3 separate regions of the Homo sapiens genome follow, and all the other regions are linked to region 2. The links are chromatin contacts, found by Hi-C or POLR2A ChIA-PET in ENCODE. All regions are on one chromosome and are shown on one strand. Each heading gives the region's core, a stretch centred on a gene start or an enhancer-like site at or near the end of the contact. The rest is flanking DNA. Distances are from core to core; before and after follow the strand shown.

What was found. A loop is a pair of places that touch in the nucleus more often than their neighbours do. ChIA-PET counts read pairs that join two places held with the same protein, here RNA polymerase II (POLR2A). Pooled maps may share reads with other maps.
Region 1: a loop to region 2 is called in a map of cardiac septum, with 1.9 times the contacts of the local background. The contact joins two enhancer-like sites. A Hi-C loop is called at or near these places in 1 of 168 maps with a recorded cell type or tissue (cardiac septum). POLR2A ChIA-PET finds 5 or more read pairs at or near these places in 5 of 52 experiments (AG04450, H1, HEK293T and 2 more).
Region 3: a loop to region 2 is called in a pooled map, with 2.3 times the contacts of the local background. The contact joins the promoter of LINC02317 here to the enhancer-like site in region 2. A Hi-C loop is called at or near these places in 1 of 168 maps with a recorded cell type or tissue (A673) and 5 of 50 pooled maps. POLR2A ChIA-PET finds 5 or more read pairs at or near these places in 2 of 52 experiments (CD8-positive, alpha-beta memory T cell and OCI-LY7).

What each region holds. Positions count from the first base shown.
Region 1 is chr14:90,488,498-90,493,471 of GRCh38, reverse strand. No RefSeq gene overlaps it. Among named protein-coding and RNA genes, the nearest start is that of LINC00642, 36 kb to the right of the region's middle. Within about 2 kb of position 1,776, at least 3 of the 41 ENCODE cell types and tissues checked have a DNase peak (open chromatin) inside an H3K27ac peak, as active enhancers do.
Region 2 is chr14:90,297,876-90,302,866 of GRCh38, reverse strand. NRDE2 (NRDE-2, necessary for RNA interference, domain containing) reads left to right here. Exons shown (of 14, transcript NM_017970.4): 6 at 1-147; 7 at 1,495-1,628; 8 at 4,487-4,607. Among named protein-coding and RNA genes, the nearest start is that of NRDE2, 32 kb to the left of the region's middle. RefSeq lists a silencer at 1-62. Within about 2 kb of position 3,200, at least 7 of the 41 ENCODE cell types and tissues checked have a DNase peak (open chromatin) inside an H3K27ac peak, as active enhancers do.
Region 3 is chr14:90,453,393-90,458,436 of GRCh38, reverse strand. It overlaps LINC02317 (long intergenic non-protein coding RNA 2317), which reads left to right and starts at 3,320. Exons shown (of 3, transcript NR_146492.1): 1 at 3,320-3,340; 2 at 3,533-3,686. LINC00642 (long intergenic non-protein coding RNA 642) reads right to left here and starts at 3,207. Exons shown (of 4, transcript NR_033986.1): 1 at 3,059-3,207; 2 at 1,886-1,995; 3 at 1,279-1,418. RefSeq lists enhancers at 3,341-3,958, 3,738-4,032, 3,959-4,576.

The DNA of each region.
Region 1 (4,974 bases), core at 527-3,026, 190 kb before region 2:
ATCACCTCCCCAAGGCTCCCACCTCCTAATACCATCACAATGGGGATTAGACGACAACATATAAACTTCCGGGCAACATGAAACATTCAGACCATAGCACATGGGATACATAAAAGAAAAATAACACAGAAGGAGTTGGGTGGGCAGAAGGCAGGAGAGAGCTGGTTAAGGACCTACCAGCCTTAAAGGGAGGCCGTTGGCCTCTGCTGGAAGCAAACTTCAGGACCAACGTTCAGCCTGCTGAGGAGGAGGAAAAAGAGGAGGGGAAACAAATAGGGGCCCCCAGGACCCTGGCAGGGAGGTTGCTAAAGGCTGGCTTGGCTGGGAGCAGTGGCTCACACCTGTAATCCCAGCACTTTGGGAGGCTGAGGTGGGTGGATCACGAGGTCAGGAGATCAATACCATCCTGGCCAACATGCTGAAACCTCGTCTCTACTAAAAATACAAAAATTGACTGGGCGCGGTGGCTCACGCCTGTAATCCCAGCACTTTGGGAGGCCGAGGCGGGCAGATCATGAGGTCAGGAGATTGAGACCACAGTGAAACCTCGTCTCTACTAAAAAATACAAAAAATTAGCTGGGCGCAGTGGCGGGTGCCTGTAGTCCCAGCTACTCGAGAGGCTGAGGCAGGAGAATAGCGTGAACCTGGGAGGCGGAGCTTGCAGTGAGCCGAGATTGCGCCACTGCACTCCAGCCTGGGCGACAGAGCAAGACTCCGTCTCAAAAAAAAAAAAAAAAAATTAGCTGGGCGTGGTGGCCTGCGCCTGTAGTCCCAGCTACTCAGGAGGCTGAGGCAGGAGAATCACTTGAACCCAGGAGGCAGAGGCTGCAGTGAGCTGAGATCATGCCACTGCACTCCAGCCTGGGCGACAGAGTGAGATTCTGTCTCAAAAAAAAAAAAAAAAAAATGGCTGGCTTGTGCCCTTCCACTTAGTCTGAGAGCTGGGGCTGCTGAGAGTGGAGCAAACTCAGCACCCCCACAAATTGACTGTCTGAGTCAGCTCAGGACGCTGTAACTCATTACTGTGCACAAGGCAGCTTCGACAATAAGTATGGATTTATTGCAGCTCTAAAGTCTGCAAGATCAGAGTACCAGCATGGTCGGGCTGCGGAGGGCCTTCTCCCTGGTTGCAGGCACCCTCGCGTGGTAGAGGGATCATCTCTCCTGTCTCTTCTCACAACAGCACTAATTCCACTGTGAGGGCTCCTCCCTCATGCCCTAATCACCCCCAAAGGCCCCACCCCAAATACCATCACACTAGTGCCTGGGGCTTCTGCATGTGAATTGTAGAGGGACACAAGCATTCACTCCTTCGCACCCACCCACCACTGTGTCTGGGAGAGAAGAGGAAGGCAGTGTCCAGCTTCCTGGAGTCCCTTTGTCTTCTGCATCTCCCTGGCTCCAGCAGCTGGCCTGCTTTCTGGGACTGGTCTGCCATGTGGCTAGTCCCCTGTCTGCGATGTTTCCGGGTGCTCCGTGCCCACCTGATCACAGCTGAGCCCAGGAGGGAGACCCCAGGGGGTCTGTGCAGCTTTGGACAAGCCACCGATCCTCTCTGGCCCAGTGCCCCATCCGTAAAATGGGACTGGCTAGATATTCTCTGGGAGCCCCCAGCACCAGATATGCCGAAGCTCCCATCCTAGATTCTATGGGGGCAGGGCTGGGTCTTGCAGACAGGCCGTGCTGGCCCCAAATCCTGGCAGCATCCGGAGCTGGCCGCCCACGCACAGGCAGGCGGGGGGAGGCAGGGTGCTGCAGCCTTGTTGCCAAGAGCACAGAGAACTTTCCACTGGGTCCAGGTTTTCATCACCATGGCAACTGCTGGGGGGTGGAAGCAGAATTTCTCAGCATTCCAGAGAGAGATTATATGGGGGAAGAAAGAACAAGAAAGTCAGACCTGAGCCAGGCCTGAGAGGTCAAGGCCAACACCCCAGGGAGACCCATTTCCTCTCTGGCCTCTTCACACCCTTCTCCCCTCCTTCTTCTTCTTTTAACGTTTCTCTCTGCCCCCTGTCTTCTCTACATCCCTCTTTCCTGGCTCCCTTCCCTGAGCCCCTGCTTACAGGAGGTGTCTAATCCACATGTGCCGTGTGCCAGGCACAGGTTCATGCGCTTCACAAGTGGGGACTCATTGAATTCCCCTGCTCTGTGTAGGAGGCACTATGATCACTCCCATTTCACTGATGAAAAAATGGAGGCTCAGGGAGGTTAGGTGACTTGCCTGACTCACAGTAGATGGTGGACTTGGGAGTTTGATGGGACTCCAATGACTGCACCCTCAGTTACAAGGTATTTGGATGGTCTCTGTTGTCTGAGAAACTCAGGGGCCCCCAGTGAAATGCAGGTGAGGGTGGGAGGCAGAAAAGAGGCACAGGTGGCCCATACTCTGGAGACCCCGTTGGGCCTCCGCACTCTCTCTTCCTTCTGTCTACACCCCATACTGACAATCCTGGTTTGGGCCAGGGCAGAGGATGAGGCTGGCAGCCCATTCCTCCCGAAACACTGCTTTGGGGCTGATTCCCTGGCCTTAGCCGACCAAAGCACTCTCATTCAGGCTCAGGAAAGACTCCCCAGTTTAGGGATGGCACTGGAAAGTCCAGGGGGCCTAGAGACCTAGGTACCACTCCCAGCACTCACACATTCCCCAGAGATGCCCTGTAGAGAGAGAACCTGGCCCAAGAAGCCTGGCTTACGCCACACCATAATCCTGCAAGAAAATTCTTCAGAATTTCAGGCTTCAATGCCCTCCTTGCTGCCTCTCCAGTGAAGGCGAGGGGCAGATGGGAGGCCACATATAAGGATAGCAACTCAGCCATGCCAGTCACTTGGCATGGCCTTCATGGCTGGCCACTCGCCAGCTTCTAAAGACCAGAACAAACTGGGGACTGGGAAAGTCCTGCTTCACTTCTGGGGACAGAGAACCTTCCATTCATGGCTTTAAACATGGCTTAGTCCTCGCCAGGCTGGCTCTGCCTGCGCCTCACTCTCTCCTGGCTTCTGTATCCTGCAGCACAAGCTCCTCCACTCACTGCCTTCAGTGTGATTTTTGTCTTCTGCTCCTTCTACAGATTGCCCCACATTTCTTCCAAATCTCTCGCTCAAATCTCCGGCTCAAATCTCCAAGACAGAGATCCAGCCTGGACCTCTTATTTATTGGTATTGTGATTGGGCAGAACTCCCCCTCCAGGCCATCTCATTGGCTGCTTGCAGGCTGCTGATTGGCTGCCCTGGGACTGGGGCTTCCCTCTGGTCCAATCAGCTATCACCAGGGAGGTGGCGTCCTCCTCCCTGGTGATACCTAATGTTACTGAATGTTGTTGCTAAGATCATAGATGCAGTTTTTCGTTGTTTAAGCCAGTCATTGTTGCTAATCCTTTGACCTGAACAGCCACCCCCTCACTACTTGGAGTCATGACATAAGCCTCTGGCAAAGAGTCAGTTGCTTCTCTGCTTCCATATGACAGTTAAGTTGGGGTTTCTGTTATTTGCAACCAAAGCCTCATGGCTGACACCCATTTCATAGGTTTATGGCAAGATTGAATGAGTTGGGACCTGTTTCAGGCTTAGCCATGACCTCACAGAGCTGAGATGAGGGGATCCAGAATAGTGCCCCAGGAAACCTGGAGGTTCCACTCCCACTCAACAGCCTCCTTCCAACGGCCAGCAAAAAGTGACCGGAGAGGCTTGTGTTTCATCTGTAGTCGTTGGTGGCTGCTCCGTGGTCCCAGGATGCCTATGCTGGAAAGGACCAGAGGAATTAATTCATCCTACTGCCTACTACCATTTGGACCAGAGGGGAACCCCAAGGCACAAACCAGGCTCTGAGAGCCCAGCTCTGGGCCAGGCCTCCCACCCGAAGAGCCAGCTTTCCATCACCCATATGGTAGGGAGGATAATCGGCAGCCAGAGGCCTCCCCAGCCCCTCAGGGCTTGCTGAAGTCTCTCATCAAGCCAGCCTTACAAATGCCTCCTTGATTCCTCGAGCCTCATCATTGAAGGGATTGTGGCTGTGCCTCCAGGGTATTATTCATGTCTCACTATGTAGGCAGAATGTCCCAGCCCAGTGCTGGGACAGGGAAGGATGGGAAGACAGGGCCATTCCAGGAGGCAGAGGCCAAGGTGTGGAAGATCACCAGGCCCAGTCCCCCCATCCCTAGCCTCGGATAATGCAGAATCACTCCTTTGTTGTTTTATGGGGGTCTTCCCTGGCATGGATGAAAATAAGCCCCCTTCTCACTTTCCCCCACATGGCTCTCCATCTGGGGCCACTGAGGGGGTATGCCTACCTCTCCCCACTGAGCCCCACCTGGTTCTTTTACCCATCCACACTGGCCTCCACCTCCAGAACCCTCGCCACCCTGATGTCTGCCCTTTTTTCCAAAGTTGGGAGAACAAACTACAGCCCAAGGGCCAAATCTGGCCCACCACTTGTTTTTGTAAATAAAGTTTTATTGGAGCACAGCCACACGCATTTGTTTACTGTTGTCTGTGGCTGCTTTTGAGCTACAAAGGCCAAGTGGAACAGCTAAAACAGAACCTGTATGGCCCAAAGTTTAAACGTTTACTACTTGGTCCTTTACAGAAAATTTCTGACTTTCGTTCTAAAGCATCAGTGGTCCCCTCCGTGGCACATGGGACCTCAGGGATGACCATTTAGGATGGAAACCTTCTTTCCCCTCCTTGGACCCCATGTGTGACTGCTCAGTGCAGCTTCAAATGCCATGGGCTTCAGTAGCCATGGCCCAGTACTGGCTTCCCAAGAACCCACGTGGGCAGCAGAGATGCCCAGGTCACATTTGCACAGCCTGCTGCTAAGGCCTGTTGCCAAGACAAGCTCTCCCAGCCCTTGAGTTCTGCAGGACTCGCATTCATCTTTGGTTCTGTTTGCCTTTGTCACCTTTGTCCCAATCTCTTGCTTTATGAAGACCATTTTGAACCATGGTCTTCTCATCATGGGTCTCTCATCCACTTGT
Region 2 (4,991 bases), core at 1,951-4,450:
TTTTATTTTGCCAGAGCCAGTTTAGTACCTTTTCGATATCAAAAATTCACAGTCTTTATGGAAAATGCTTGAGCACTTTGTCTGCTGTTAAGGACGGCAGCATCTTATCTCACCCTGCGTTGCCTGGCACGGAAGAGGCCATGTTTGGTAAGGAGATAACCAGATCCAGTTACGTGGGAGGAGTTAGACTTTCTTTTGGCTTTACTTGAAAATGAAGATCTATTTTTGATTTATTCTAGAAAAAGTCTAAATTGTTTGATAGAACTGATTTTTTTAAAAAAGTATTACGACTCTTTTTGATAACAAATTTGCCCCCAGCTCCCAGGGCAGGTGGGGGCAATAGGGCCAGTAGAGTTAAGATATCACTGGACAAGGTTCTGCTGATTAGCCAAGTAAACATAGGCAAGTCTCTTAACTGCTTTGGCAGTCGGTGGCCTTATCTGTCGAGATGCATGTACCTGTCTCACCCAATTGTAGGGTCCCAGGCAGTAATGTCCGTGAGATGCCCTGACTGGGAACCACTGCATAAATAGAAGTTTTGGGTATTATTATGCTGTTAACATTTTTGGTGTGTCCTGAAGGAACCTGGAACATTAATTTTGACAGTAATGAGATGTTGGAGGCTGCATGTTATGCAGAGCCAGAGAGTATCACTTTTGACCTTGAATCCTGAAGGGTTTGCCCTTCACTGGCTCTCTTGTGTCCTTGGGCAGGTCCTCTTTGAGCCCCAGTTTCTCCATCAGCAACAATACTATAAACCTGCTTTACAGGACTGTGTTGCACAGTAAACGAGATAATCCATGGCGAGTCTAGCTCAGTGTCCGGCACAGAGCAGGCATTTATTTGATCACAACCCCTGTTATTGAGTATTAATTACTGTTGGCATCTAAAGATAGAAATACATTGCTCTCAAAATATAAGCATTTATCACACTGACACAGAGTCTTGAATTTGTCACTGTATGTGATCTACACAAATAGCTTAGTGTTATTTAGTAGCTGGAATTGTACCAAAAGTAAGATGAACTGGAATGTTCAGACATGGAACCTTGATTTGTTTACAGCCGACTCTGAACATAGGATGAAAGTTGCTGGTGAGTAATGCCATCTAGTGATCAACTGAATACAGCTCTTTGCTTTCTGATAAAAATCTGCTACGCCATCCTTTTTCTATAATTTTTCTTGTGATAATGAGCTGTGATTATTTGATAGCATTCAGACCAACCTCTTGACTTATTTTTATGTACTATATATAGTTTTTGTTGTTAATATTTGTGTTCTGTGATGCTTTCATACAAAAATTAGAACAAACATACTTGGATTATAATACTGTGTGAGACGCTTTAAATCAAGACATGTATCACAGCTTTGTAAATTAATAGTGATTGCAGGTGAAAGGTGTTCTCAATGTGTTAATTGCCTGTTTTGAGAAGTTAGGTTCTTTCCCTTTAACGGTATCAACCAGGCTTCTTCCCCTTTGCCCTCCTGTTCGCAGCACTCTTTCTTCAGCAGTGCCACTTTCTGCGGCAGGCTGGCCACTCTGAGAAGGCCATCTCATTGTTCCAGGCCATGGTGGACTTCACCTTCTTCAAACCCGACAGCGTGAAAGATCTGCCTACCAAAGGACAGGTACCCAGCTCTGCTCGCCTCATCTCTCTCTTCCTGGCTCTTTCTCTGGAGGGAGAGGGGGAAGGTGTGGATAATGAGAGGTGGTGTGGATAATGAGAGGTGGTGTGGTAGTGTTTTTAAAATATCATATCCTCCTTTATATCAGTCTGCTGAGGAGGAATTCTCAGAAATAGTCCAGTGATCTGAGGAAAGTTTTGTAATGAAAATGGTGAGATGTGGATAGGTAAAGAAGCTTCCCCCTCCTTCACAACATAAAGGCTCTCTGAGGACTCACCCTCCCACCCTGCCTGCCTGCCTGCCTGCCTGTGTTCCTCCTTTCCTTTTCCTTTCCCTGCCCCCTTCCCCTCCCCTTCCTCCTCCCCTCCCCTCCTCCCCCCCATCCCCTTTCTGCCTTTGTTTAAATGCTGATTGGCTCCCCTAGTCAGGGAAACAGTTGTCATGCCATTTTAAACCTTGTATTACTCTCTTCCACCCTTACACATTCTAGTTTGGGTCTTGCATCACTTCCTCAGTTAACCTTCTAAGTACCCACAATCTTCGCTAGAGTTGCAAATGAAATTACACAGAGATACCTTGTCAACAGTGATCCTTATTGGGGAAGGGTTAATCCTTTAGATGACAAGCGAGCATTGCCAATGTTTGAGATAAATGAAGATAAGTGAAGAAATAAAGAATTTTTATAGAGCTATGTATATAAGAAAATGTATCTTTTCCCTTTTTCCACTAAATAAAACTCAGTTTTCTACTCTGTAAAGATGTCTAGTGGAAGATAAATAGAATATATGAGTTTATGGTGAACATTCAAAAGTGTTTCTTGAGAGGCCAAGGCCTCCGTCATGTGGGAGTTTCATGAATTGCCAGTAAAGACCATTTTTATCATGATGCTACCTCTAGAAAAAATTGGATTAAAGAATTATACCAGTTAAATTGCTATAATCAATCATTAATAAACCATATAACAGAGTAATTTTAAGACATGCTGTGAGATTTTAAGAATAGGCTGTACTACAGAAGTGATTCTCAGCTGACTCTAAGGAACCTTGTGGGTCAGGATCAGAATTTCTCTCACCCCCTCCCCCTGCCCCTTTCCTAAGACCCTCTGTGATAAGAACAGAGTGATGGGTGGAGGGTTCTGCCTACAAATGTGACCCATCGAAGACCACTGCTCTAAAGTGTTGGGAGACCCCGATCCTCGTGCTTGAGGTTTTAAACACGAATAGCACATGTGATTCCAAAGCATTTACATGACAACTTTGGAATAAAGTTTCTTATTTACTAATATTCCATATTGCTTTTATAACTGAGAGACGTTGTTACCGTGAACACAGTAGCGTGATTTAACACAGGCAGGTCTGATATTACTGGTCTGCGTTTCTGTGGAATAAACAAATAGATTATACTCATTTATCACACTATTTAAAAAAAATTTTTTTTCTTAAGTAAACTTTCTTTCTTCACTCTTACAAGAGCCAGACCTCTAAAGAGGGAGCGTAGTCGTCCTGGTTCCCCTTTCTGAGGATGACTGACGTGTCAGGACGTTTGCCCTGCCCTGACGTGACTCTCCTGGAGGCAATACTCCTCCAGGCGTGTGTGGCATTGCCCAGGGCTCAGGCTAGATAATCCTGTGGCTCATGGCCCATGCTGTGCCCACTGGAAGCCTGCTTGTCCTCTTCAAAAGGTTTCTTACAAAAGCTTTCACTGAGTAGGTTATTGGCTCACTTTCACAGTCCTGTTTCCAGTTGATAACATGATCACGTTTCTGTTCATTGCTGTGTTCACATTCTGTTCCATAGGGAAAGATTTATTGCCAGTGAGCTGCTTACCACACACCTAATGCTCGAATGAATGAGGGAGGTGCTAATGGGGCCAGGCTTTAAAATGCAGACCTTTAGGCTGGGCGCGGTGGTTTAGGCTTGTAATCCCAGCACTTTGGGAGGCTAAGGTGGGCAGAGCACCTGAGGTCAGGAGTTGGAGACCAGCCTGACCAACGTGGAGAAACCCTGTTTCTACTAAAAAAACACAAAATTAGCTGGGTGTGGTGGCTCATGCCTGTAATCCCAGCTACTCGGGAGGCTGAGGTAGGAGAATTGCTTGAGCCCGGGGAGGTGGAGGTTGCAGTGAGCCAAGATCACACCACTGCACTCCAGCCTGGGCAACAAGAGCGAGACTCTGTCTCAAAAATAAAAATAAAAAATGCAGACCTTTTTACTCCCTGGTCGCCTGCCTTGTTCAGATCTGTGCCAACAAGCGTTTATTGAGTCCCTGCTAGGCAGTAAGTATTGTGCCAGGTGTTAGGAATATATAGTTACTTAAGATATGGTTGTGTCACGTAGCTCATGGTCTGTCTTGTTGGAACCTTCCTCTCAAAATATCTTGAAAGCGGCATGACTTTAGGAATTAGCTCGGGGGTCCAGTGATACTAGGTGAACTGGCAGTGCCACTGTCCCTGGTTAGACTGGCCTGGCAGGATAAGAACTAGGAAACTACTCCCTTCCTACCCATCTGGAGACCCTTCTTGCTGAACCTCAGCTGGTCTTTTTGTAACCTAATCCCGGGAGTGACCCCCCATCACTTTTGCCATATTTTGTGTGTTGGAATCACTAGGTCCAGCTCACATGCGAGTGTGAAAACCACAAGGCAGAGGTAGGGTCATGGGGGCTATCTTGGAAGCTGCCTGCCACGCTAGATAGATCTTTTTTCTATCTTGGGGTGTGTAGCATGTATCTACTTCAAAGACTGATGGCAAACATGATTTCAAGGATCATAAGCTTCTCTTATATCCACCAGCGCGGATTTTGCCCACTGACTCAGCAGTTTTATACAAGTGAGGTCTAACGTCCATTCTAAAATCTGAACAGGTGGAATTCTTTGAACCCTTTTGGGACAGTGGAGAGCCCCGGGCTGGGGAGAAGGGAGCCCGAGGCTGGAAGGCGTGGATGCACCAGCAGGAACGAGGTGGCTGGGTGGTCATCAACCCAGGTAAGTCACCTCTCATTGAAGACGTGTACTTCTGTTTCTTCTGGAATTTGTTTTTACATCCTCATGATTATTTATCTGCTTAAGCTATTTATCAGTAGCTTCAGAATATTGCACAAACATCAAAATGTCAAAAATGTTAAGTAGATGTCATGGGTTCCCCTTAGAAGTTTTAAAGCAGTGGACTTATTCCTTCAGTACATAATGCTTTGAGGATTTGAAAGTTTCTGTAATTTCCCTTTTTCCTTTTATAGGCTGCAACTGAAGAAGGAATCTTGTTAATAACTGCCCCAATCCTCATTCTTTTTTTTTTTTTTTTTTTGAGACAGAATCTCGCTCTGTCACCCAGGCTGGAGTGCAGTGGCAGGATCTCAGCTCACTGCAACC
Region 3 (5,044 bases), core at 2,071-4,570, 160 kb before region 2:
CCAGTAAATTATTATTATTATCATCGTTATTGCTATTACTATTATTATTATCTGAACAGAAATAATTCATGCAAGTTACAGCTGCCTCTGAGAGTCATTTTTGGCTTTTTTAATGACAGCCCTACAGATTTTAGTGTGAGTCTTGGGTACCTCTTTCCTGAGCAGAGCCTCCTGCAAAAGCAGGTTTGCCCTTCACCTTTTGCTTGAAAAGAATGTTTTATTGTGAAAAAATTTCCAGCGTACACCAAAGGATTGCTTTGCACCACATTAAATCATTTTGAAAGTCAAAAATGGTGAAATAATCGCGAGTTTGTAAGACTCAAATTAATAGTGTAGTATCATGATCCCCATGCACCCATCATCACCCAGCTACCACAGTGATCAATCAGCTCAGGGCAAACCTTGTTTCATCCAAACTTTTACTTCCTTCTTCTCTCTGCAATGAATTATTTTAAAGCACATCCCAGACATCTTTATTATTATTATTATTATTTGAGACAGTCTTGCTCTGTCGCCCAGGCTGGAGTGCAGTGGCGCGATCTCCACTCACTGCAACTTCCTCCATCTGGATTCAAGCAGTTCTCATGCCTCAGCCTCCCGAGTAGCTGGGAACAGGCTTCATCCGGGTTCAAGCAATTCTCATGCCTCGGCCTCCCGAGTAGCTGGGACTACAGGAGTGTGCTACCATGCCCGGCTAATTTTTGTATTTTTGGTAGAGATGAGGTTTTGCCGTGTTGACCAAGCTGGTCTTTAATTCTTGGCCTCAGGTGATCTGCCTGCCTCGGCCTCCCAAAGTGCTGGGATTACAAGCATGAGCCACTGTGCCTGGCCTCATTAATTCATCGATAAATGTTTCTGTATGAATCCCTCAACAATTAGGACTCTTTTAAAGCATAATCCCAAACACGATTTTCACATTGCTCAAAAATTAAAAACAATTCCTTGATGTTAAGTATCCATTCAGTGTTCAAATTTCCCCAATTGTCTCATGAATACGTCTCATTTTTATTGTCACTGTAGTGTAGTTTGTTCGCAAGAATCAGAATCCAAAGTCCATATGTTGTAATTGGCTGATATTTCTCTTAAGCTTCTGTTAATCTATAAATTCTCCTTATGTTTTGTTTTTTTTTTCTTTTATTCCTTTTCCTTCCACTTTGTTGATGAAACCTGTAACTTTTTTCCTGAGAGGAAATCTGGCCGCCTCCCTGTGGTGAGGGTTAAACACCTTGACATATTAACATGCCCCCCAGTTCTCTAATTCCTATAGCTGGGAGTTACCTCTAGAGGCTTGATCCGATTCAGATTTGATTTTTCAGCAGGTGTTGTGGTCTTCCGTCAGAAGGAACATCATATCCGGCCATGTATCTTTTTATGATGTTAGTTATCATTGGTGGATCACTGCCTGGATTCATTGTCCTCTAAATGGTGATAAACCGGCCACGGTGATGGACAAGTGGCATATTCAGTTAACGGACTCACTGTGCCCTCCCTCCTTCCCCATCCCCGGCAGTATTGTGGGCGAGGCTTGACCTACTCTGTGATGGGGTTGGAGGCAACACTTCCTGCCCACTTCTCCCCTCTTCCTCCCCACTCCACATCCGTGTGGGAAAGCTTATCATTAAGGGAAGGCTGGCAAATTAGAAAGAGCCTTGAGTCTGGGCCTAGCCCTGCAGATGCCAGCCTCAGAGGTTGCTAGGATACACCGCTCCCAGAGCCTCCTCAGAGCTGCATCCTTCTGGAGCAGCTCAGGGACACTGATGGGCTGTCTGTGCAGTGGGGAGGTGGGAGGAGGAGTGGCACCCCACAGACAGGCCTGCAAAGAAGGGGTTGGTCCGCACTCCTCCCGGAGCTCCATGGAGCAGGGAAAATGTCACCCCAGAAGCACCTGTATACAGGGATCAATTCGGACCGCCCACAGTGAAGGCCACTCTGAATTGTAAAAGTTCCCCAGTCTTATTCTTCACTGTACTTGCATTTCTTCTGCAACATGTCCTTCTATATATAATTCAGAAAACATAACCTGAATGGACGAATGCCAGCCCTCTCCCCAGCTCCTGTCTGCCTGGTAAACTTCTGGTTCACCATAAGGCTCAGCAATGAGCTGTATCCTCATCCTCAACCCAGCCTTCAGGACTCCCTCCCTGTGCTCCAGATGCCCACGCTGACCTCTGCTCACACTCACAGCAGCATTGCAAGTGCCTGTTTCCCCACTGGGTCTCGTTCTCCTCTGCACTCCTAGCACTTAGCACAACGCCTTGCATAGGTCATCTTGAATGCATATGTGAAAGTGTCCTGCTTGCATGCCTCTGGAGACAGGGAGCTCACTATCACAAGACCGCTCATTCTGACAACTTCAAAGTTCTTCCTTAAACACAGCTGAAATCTACCTGTCAGAAACTTCTACCTGGGAACCTTAGGGAGGCTGCCAGTGCCACACTGAACCAGCCAGCTGCCTCTTCCACAAGACCACTCTTCAGAGTTGACTCTCTCTCCATTGTCCTCTGCAGCACCCACCAAAAGGTAGTGGGATATGGGTCAGACATTCACATTCTAAGTCACCAAGCTTGGCTCCCAGGAAGCCTCCCTAAGGTTAGAGGTTCTGGTCCTACTACTCCCTCAGATACCTGCACCCTCACCCTGGTCCCACTGGGACATCACCCCAACGGCCCAGAACTGTAGGGCACAAGTCTCGACGCCAGAGAACCCAGGTGGAGGGTAGAGGGTGGGCCTTGCAGCCTCCCTGGGTGTGAGAGTATCTGTCGCCACCCTTTCCTGATGCAGGTTAGGGGATGCCAAGTCCTAAAGAGGAGGCAGTTTTCTCAAAAATCACCCAGGGAATCTGTGCTGATCTCAAACTAGAGCTGAGAGAGGGAGAGACGCAGGCAAGGAAGAGGAGGGAGCAATGCGCTAGGATCAAATTCCACAGTTGACCTGACATAAGCCAGCTCACTGTGATTTACGCGCCACCGTCCTTGGGGTGGCAGAAGAGCTGAAATCCTTTCTGACATCTCAGGACCAAACTTGTCAAATCTCAGCAACAGCTTTTCCCCATCAGCACCCCAGGCTCTCTGAAGACTGTTCCTCGGAATAGCCTGGAGCTGCCGAGCCAGCCGCGACGGCTCCCGCCAGACTACACGCCTGGCTAAGAGCTCAAACGAGTCACAATGGGGAGGCTAGTGACCCCCATCCAGGGACGGCTCCCGCCAGACTACACGCCGGGCTAAGAGCTCAAACGAGTCACAATAGGGAGGCTAGTGACCCCCATCCATTCCCATGGCATCGTTTGAAGGGCTCTGGAGCCAGCCGCCTGGGTTCGAATCCTGACTGTCCCCCTCACCAGGTCCGTGGCCTTGGCCATCACTCAACCTGGCCCAGCCTCAGAGTCAGTGCTTGTCTCTGAACAATTAGGGCTGCGTGGGGGGCTAATATTTAGGACACGAATAAAATAATGTATAAGGCTTAGCCCAGTGTGTGCTCTTTAGAAAACATCAGTTAACATTAACCATCATTCCATATGTTCACTTCCTGCCAGGCTCTGGGGAGGAAAGGGAGCCCATGGCAGACCAGACCCCTGGCCGGCCAGGGTCCCCGGGGTCTGCGAGGAGGACGTTCATGGGCGAGTGTGTGGTGGTGGGTGAACTGCGGCAGAACCCGAGATTAACAGCTGGAACCCTCTCCTCTTGCAGGTGAGGAAGATGACACCTGGCAACACTATGCCTCACCCCTAGTTAGTGGCTCAGCCCAGACCTCGGGCTCCCGCCTAGCCCAGGACTCTGCCCGACTGTGGCCTTCTGGGCAAAGCTGGCACCAGGGTCAGAAGCCTGGGGAGCAGAGAGGCCCATTGTTAAGGCTGGGAGGCGGAGTCAGGAAGCCCAGGATGTAAACCAATGGGAGACCACGGTGATGATGTAATGCTCGGCCTTCACCTTCATTGGCTGCCGGTCCTGCCACTCCAGACCCTGCTCTGGGGCTCTGCCTTTCGCCGCAGGTTCTCCCGCAGAGGGGGTCATTGGTCTGGGAAGGAGATTGAAGAGTGGGGGTTGGAGGCTGAGGACTGAGCCGGGAGCTGTCGTCCTTCCCTGAGCCTACCAGGGAACTGACTGCTGCCTTTACTAAACACAAAGCTCCTGGGCGAGCCCGGGGAGCGGGTTCTAAACACCCCACCTCCTGGGGCAGCGCCGCGCCTGGCGTCTGCGGGGATGCAAATCTCAGGAGTGTTAGGAGGAGACAGAGGCACCAGCCCCGCTAGCCTGGGAGGCAGCCTGGTACCCAGGAGGGAGGAGGGTGGGGGCCTGGGTCAGCAGAAATAAAGCATGCAGCTCTGTACTTACCACCTCCTCTAAACATCTGTGATGATTATAGGTCTGGGTGAAAAGCGTGGGACCCTCAGCCCAGAGCCGCACAAGACTTGGATTTGCTTTGGAAACCACTGTGCTTTTCAACAAGATCGTTCAAATGGCCTGGGTGGAGACGGGGAGCTGGAGAGTTGGGGATGGAAGCCGATTTTAAGCCTGGAGGAATCCAAACTGCACACAGTAGTCCAAGGCCCTGCCCCGCCTCCGTCCACCACCATCCTCCCCCCGCACCCCCGCCATGAGGTCCATGACTGTATCCTCATTTCACAGATGAGGAGACAGGCACAGAGCAGCAGCCATGGCCATGTGGCCGGTCACGCAGTGGAGGGAGGCCCGGGGGCAGGAGAGGGGCGCCTAAGGCCACACAGCAGGGCTGCGCCGGCGCGCATGGCTGAGAAGCAGGTTCCAGGAGTTTCTGGGAGTTCTTGCTCAACATCAAGAAACTTCCACCAGGATCCACGGGGGGAAGTGGAAGCAGCCTTGTGATAGCAGTTTCAAAGGCCTGGGCTCTGGCAAATAGGAAAAAACAGGCTGAGAAAACATATCAGGCAGGCCTGCTTGTGAGGGAACCTGGCAGACATCCAACCAGCAGTCTGGTGGCCAATTCGGTACATCAGACATGCGCTTAATCCATCATTCGGCAGCGGGCAGGTCACTGGCCACACAGGCTTCAGACCTCCTGGCTTGAG